Regions from separate parts of the Homo sapiens genome. Here region 2 is linked to region 1. A link is an interaction called in ENCODE POLR2A ChIA-PET data of the cell type or tissue named here. Cell type or tissue: OCI-LY7. All regions are shown on one strand. Each heading gives the region's core, and the rest is flanking DNA. Links, peaks and the distances in the headings are about the cores only. Region 1 has its middle 47 kb from the start of TMED10. Region 2 has its middle 17 kb from the start of JDP2-AS1.

Region 1 (2,913 bases), core at 263-2,762:
GCCTTCTGAGCAGCAGGGACTGCAAGAGCATGCCACTACACCCAGCTAATTTTTTGTATTTTTTGTAAAGACAGGGCTTTGTCATGCTGCCTAGGCTGGTCTCAAACTCCTGAGCTCAAGCAATCCACCCGCCTCAGCCTCCCAAAGTGCTAGGATTACAGGAATAAGCCACCATGCCTAGCCATAGCTGCTTTTTAAATAAAAATTTTAAAATACCTTTTTGTTTTGTTTTGTTTTGTTTTGTTTTGAGCAGGAGTCTTGCTCTGTTGCCCAGGCTGGAGTGCAGTGATGCCATCTCGACTCACTGCAACCTCTGCCTCCCAGGTTCAAGCAATTCTCCTGCCTCAGCCTCCCGAGTAGCTGAGATTACAGGCGCCCGCCACCACGCCTGGCTAATTTTTGTATTTTTAGTAGAGACGAGGTTTCACCATGTTGGCCAGACTGGTCTGGGACTCCTGACCTCAAGTGATCCTCCCGCCTCAGCCTCCGAAAGTGCTGGGATTACAGGTGTGAGTCACCGCACCTGGCCAAAAATACCTTTTTATTATGTACATTTTGAAAGATACACAAAAGTCAAAAAATAATGTAATAACCCCCCTTTTCCATCATGCTACCTCGATAGTCATCAACATTTGGCCAGTTGTATTTCATCTGTCCTCCTTTTTTTTCTGCATTATTTAAAAGTACATCTCAGACATCATGAATCAAACACTTCTTGAGAGCTGATGTGTCTTGTTTATGTTTCTCATGGCCTTTAGCTTAGTATCTGGCCCCAACAGATGAAAATTGTTAACTGAATTAATCAAGGAAAAATGTGATTCATTCATTCAAAAATTCATTCAACAAATACTTATCGAGCAGCCACTATATACCAGACACTCTTCTAGGCATTGGGGATAGATTCTAGTGGAAGGACACAGGAATGAACAAATGAATGAATGAATAAATGACAAAATTTTAATTTTTTTATTTTTTTGAGACAGAGTCTCACTCTGTCACCCAGGCTGGAGTGCAGTGGTGCGATCTCAGCTCACTGCAAACTCCGCCTCCTGAGTTCAAGCAATTCTCCTGCCTCAACCTTCCAAGTAGCTGGGATTACAGGCTTGCACCACCACACTGGCTAATTTTTGTATTTTTAGTAGAGGTAGGGTTTCACCATTTTGCCTAGGCTGCTCTCGAACTCCTGAGCTCAGGCAATCCACTTACCTTGGCCTCCCAAAGTGCTGGGATTATAGGTGTGAGCCACTGCACCCCGCCAAAATGACAAAATTTTAAAGAGCACATTACTGCAGATTACCTGGGGCAAAAAAAAAAAAAAGAAAGAAAGAAAGAAAAAACCCCATAGTGATAAGTGGTATGCAAATAATTAAAACAGGTGAATGTGATAGCAAGTGATTAAGTGGCTACTTAGAACAGGTGGTTAGGGAGAGCCTCTCTGAGAAGGTGACCTTTATACTGCGTCTTGAATGGCAAGAAGGAACCAGCCGTGGGAAACTGAGTGAGAAAAGCAGTCCAGATGGAAAGAATAGCAACTGCAGTGTCCCTAAGGCAGAGCCAGCTTGACTGTTTGAGGAACAGAGAGAAAGGCAGTGTGGCTAGAGTGTGGGGGTGGGGGAAGTGGCAGGAGTGAGGTCTGAGAAGCAAGCAGAGGCCACATCCTGTAGGGATTAAGGGTTTTGTTGAAGGTTTGTCTGGAATCCATTGGAGGCTTTGCAGGGGAGTGATACAATCTGTTTAAAAGATCATTTTGCAGGCCACGTGCGGTGGCACATGCCTGCAATCCCAGCATTTTGGGAGGCTGAGGCAGGTGGATCCCTTGAGTTCAGGAGTTTGAGATCAGCCTGGCCAACACGGTGAAACCTCATCTCTACTAAAAATACAAAAATTAGCCAGGTGTGGTGGCACGTGCCTGTAATCCCAGCTAGTCAGGAGACTGAGGCAGGAGAATCACTTGAGCCTGGGAGGTAGAGGTTGTAGTGAGTAGAGATCGTGCCACCACACTCCAGCTTGGATGACAGAGTGAGACTCCATCTCAAAAGAAAAAAAAAATCATTTTGCAGCCTGTGCAATATATCAGACCCTGTATCTACAAAAAAAACAAAATAAAAAATTAGCTGGGGCCAGGCGCAGTGGCTCACGCCTGTAATCCCAGCACTTTGGGAGGCCGAGTGGGCGGATCACAAGGTCGATTTCATCCTGGCCAATATGGTGAAACCCTGTCTCTACTAAAAATACAAAAATAAAAATTAGCTGGGTGTGGTGGCGCACACCTGTAGTCCTAGCTACTCAGGAGGCTGAGGCAGGAGAATCGCTTAATCCTGGCAGGTGGAGGTTGCAGTGAGTAGAGATCATGCCATTGCACTCCAGCCTGGGTGACAGAGCGAGACTCTGTCTCAAAAAAAAAAAAAAAAATTAGCTGGGCACATGCCTGTCGTCCCACCTACTTGCAAGACTGAGGCAGGAGGATCACTTGAGCCCAAAAGGTCAAGGTTGCAATGAGCTGTGATCACACCACTGCACTCCAGCCTGGACGACAGCAAGACTCAGTGTCAAAAAAATTTAATAAATAAAAATACTTTTTAAAAAATAAAAGATCATTTTGGCTGTGGTGTGGAAAATAAGGCATGTGGTGGCAGGAAGACCAATGAAAAGGCAATTGCAAAAGTTTAGGAAAGAATGATGGTGTTTTAGGCCAGGTAGGAGCAGCAAAGATGGAGAGAAATGGAAGACACAGGAGATGTGTTGGAGGCAGAGTGGATGGGTCTTGCTGACGGATTCGATGTGGAGCTGAGGGAAAGAGTCAAGGATGATTCCTGAGAGAAGGAAGGCCACTCTTACAGACTAAGGGGCACCAGTGACGGGGAGGAGGCAGTCGGGGGTTCCAGCTAGTGAACAGCAGTGTGGGCATACATG
Region 2 (2,913 bases), core at 135-2,634, 190 kb before region 1:
AAGCAAACACTTTTTAAATTGAATTTCATGTCACGGATAACTGTCCTTTTACAGAAAGGATATTACAAAAACAAAAGAAAAAGCAAGTAGCAATAACAACAAAAGCAACAGAGCATTGCAAGTCTAAAAAGACTGGAAATCACTACATTCCTATTTTAAATAAAATGTGAACTTTTTAGGTGTCAGGTTGATATTCATTCCCATACTTAGACCAGGCATGGTGGCTCACACCTAAAATCCTAGCACTTTGGGAGGCCAAGGCAGGAGAATCACTTGAACCCAGGAGATCAAGACCAGCAACACAGGAAGACCTCATCTCTACAAATAACTTTTTAAAAATTATCCAGGTGTGGCAGCACGTGCCTGTGGTCCCAGATAGTTGGGAGGCTGAGTCAGGAGGATCACTTGAGCCAGGGAGGTTGAGGATGCAGTGGACCACAATCAAGCAACTGCACTCCAGCCTGAGCAACAGAGCGAGACCCTGCCTCCAAATTAATTAATTAATTAAAATTTAAAAATATATTCCAAATACTTAAATTATGGAAGGGGTGCCTCTTCACCTTTAAACAAATTGGTTTTCTTCCCAGGTCATTCAATGCAGAAGTGGCAGTGAAGGGGAAGACCCCACCACCTGGAGCCTTGTTTAAATTTCCTATGGTTAAGTTTATCCATATCACCATGTATGAGTGGCTCTGCTCGCAGAGGTCAGCCAGAAAGGCAGGATGCTAATGGTTCCAGCCCAGGCTCAACAATCAGACAAGCTGGGCTCAAGTCCAGGTTCTACCACAGCCCAGCTCAGTGACCCTGGGCAGGCCACTTCATTTCCACGAACATCAGTGCCCTCGTGTGTGAAATGAGTCCTTGTGTGTACCCTCTGTGATCGTAGTGAGGATAAATGAGGCATGTCAAGTGTTTATTACAACGCCCGGCAGGTTGATGAACTACTCCCTAGTCGCTATTATGATTCCTGCGTCCTATATCATGGAAAATATGCAGGAAAAGAGGGTAGTCCATGTGGATTCAGCATCAAGGCAGGGTGGAAGGGAGACAGTGAAGGGAAATTCATGGAATAAATTCCTACCTACAGGAGATGTTTGTCACTTGCCTTCAGGCCCTGAGTCAGATATCACTGATGCTTGGAAAATATTGAAGGGGCAAGTTTATTACTGCAGGTCAGCAAAGAGGTTTCCGTGTTGAGTCAGAAATAAAAATGTTGATTCCTGGGTTGAATCCTGGAAGCCTACAGTGTCAAAGCCAGTAATAGGGTGGTCCCTTAATCTAGAGGGTCTCTCAACCCAGTCTAAATCAACACTGTCAGCCAGGAAGTTACAGCTTGTCTTCAGAAACACTCAGATCAGCATAAGATTGGCTCAAGGACGGGTTGCCATGACAACCAGGGGTCAGTTTGAACCTCCCCTCCCTGCCACACACACACACACACACACACACACACACACACACACCACTACTCAGGCCTATCTTGCCAAGTGCCTGGCTCTCAGAGCCACAGAAGCTGGGGTCCTGTAGGTAGAAGAGAGCACGTGTCCCTACCCATTCTGCCACTCTGCACAGCACTTGAAGCTCACAGCTCCCCAGGAGCCTTATTAAACTGTACTTGATGGAGCTGAAGGCACTCTCAGGATAATTGCTCTCTCAAAATAGCTCGCTGGAAATGATCAGCTGTGGGGCCCCCGGGAACCAGGTGGGAAGCTAAACTTGGGCTCATCAAAGCACCAGGGAGAAGGGGTCCTCAGTGAATCAAACACCTTCATTCTACCCCTGTCTGTCCTGTCCCCTCAATGTCCTCCCGTAGAACTGGCCTACTAAACTCTCCCCACTCTGGTGTTAGAAAATAAAAGTTTAGGGGATTCTATTTCCCAGGGGTTTTGCAGACTAATGGCTCTTGAAAATTAAAATACTTTCAGCCTCAAGGAAGAAATCTCTTAATAGGGGAATTTCAGACTCCTGGAAATGGTGACAGACAGGGGTGGGAGTAGGAAGCAGGTGGGGAATGGTTCAGGGACACAGTGAGAAACCCCTTTACCCAGAAGACTACAGTTCAGGTTTAAAAGTCCAGCGGGTCTGGGTTTGAGTCCTTCCTATGTGACTTTGACTAGGAACCTCAGTTCTCATGTCTGTAAAATGGGGCCATAACACTTAACTTGTACGGCTGTTAGTACGAAGTCTGACACAGTATCTCAAGGCCTCAAGGCAGGACCAGCCAAGAACACTATTGTGGACCCCCAGCCAAGGACCACAGTTGGTCTGACAGTCGGGGCCCGGACCAGGCTGTTCATCAGTAGAACTACGTCCTGCTACAGGAGTAGACAATGGTGGAGAGAGGGGCCTGAAAGAGGAGCAAATTAAATAGCCAATGCAGGGATGCAATTATAAGTTGTTGGTGTTTTTTTCTCCCAATGGAGGAGGCTGAGAAAACTTGAGAGCACTGAACACTCAGAGTAGAAAGAACGAGAGGAGGCGCCAAAGAGGGCAGAGACAGGGAAGAGGGAGGACACCTGCCCAGTCAGTCACTCCCTGGCCTGGGACTCCCAAGACAGAACCACTGCCAAGTAAAATGGGTCAAGGGAAGAGAAGGCAGCTGACAAAAGACTTGCTGTCTCAGCAGGATGTCTCAGGCATGGCAGTGGCCAGTTTTAATATGAATGATGTATGGCCGCCCATACCACAAAGCTATCGACTGCTGCTCTAGCTAAAATGGGCTGGCTCTTATAAAACCAGTGTAGCTGCTAGTCACAGGGGTTGCTGAGCTAGGAAGAAGAATCCCAGTCAATCTGGGGGAGATCTAGATTTGAGACCAGCCCCCTAGGCCCCCCACTCCACCACTTGGTAGGGCCATTAAATCATGGTCTGCTAATCCCTTCCCAGGGAGGAGTCAAGGCACAGCAGCCTCTT

Evidence for each region. Peaks named below come from ENCODE experiments on the same cell type or tissue, not always from the same donor. Only the 100,000 strongest peaks of a DNase experiment are listed, where the experiment ranks them.
Region 2: POLR2A ChIA-PET joins it to region 1 with 5 read pairs; 4 of 35 experiments call an interaction of 5 or more read pairs at or near these places.

Annotation. Positions count from the first base shown.
Region 1 is chr14:75,222,603-75,225,515 of GRCh38, reverse strand. No RefSeq gene overlaps it. Among named protein-coding and RNA genes, the nearest start is that of TMED10, 47 kb to the right of the region's middle. RefSeq lists enhancers at 1,999-2,896, 2,897-2,913. In OCI-LY7, for the core only: no CTCF peak of the experiment used is centred there; a DNase peak (open chromatin) is centred at 1,585; H3K4me3 peaks cover 855 bases; H3K27ac peaks cover 1,714 bases.
Region 2 is chr14:75,409,244-75,412,156 of GRCh38, reverse strand. No RefSeq gene overlaps it. Among named protein-coding and RNA genes, the nearest start is that of JDP2-AS1, 17 kb to the left of the region's middle. In OCI-LY7, for the core only: no CTCF peak of the experiment used is centred there; no DNase peak of the experiment used is centred there.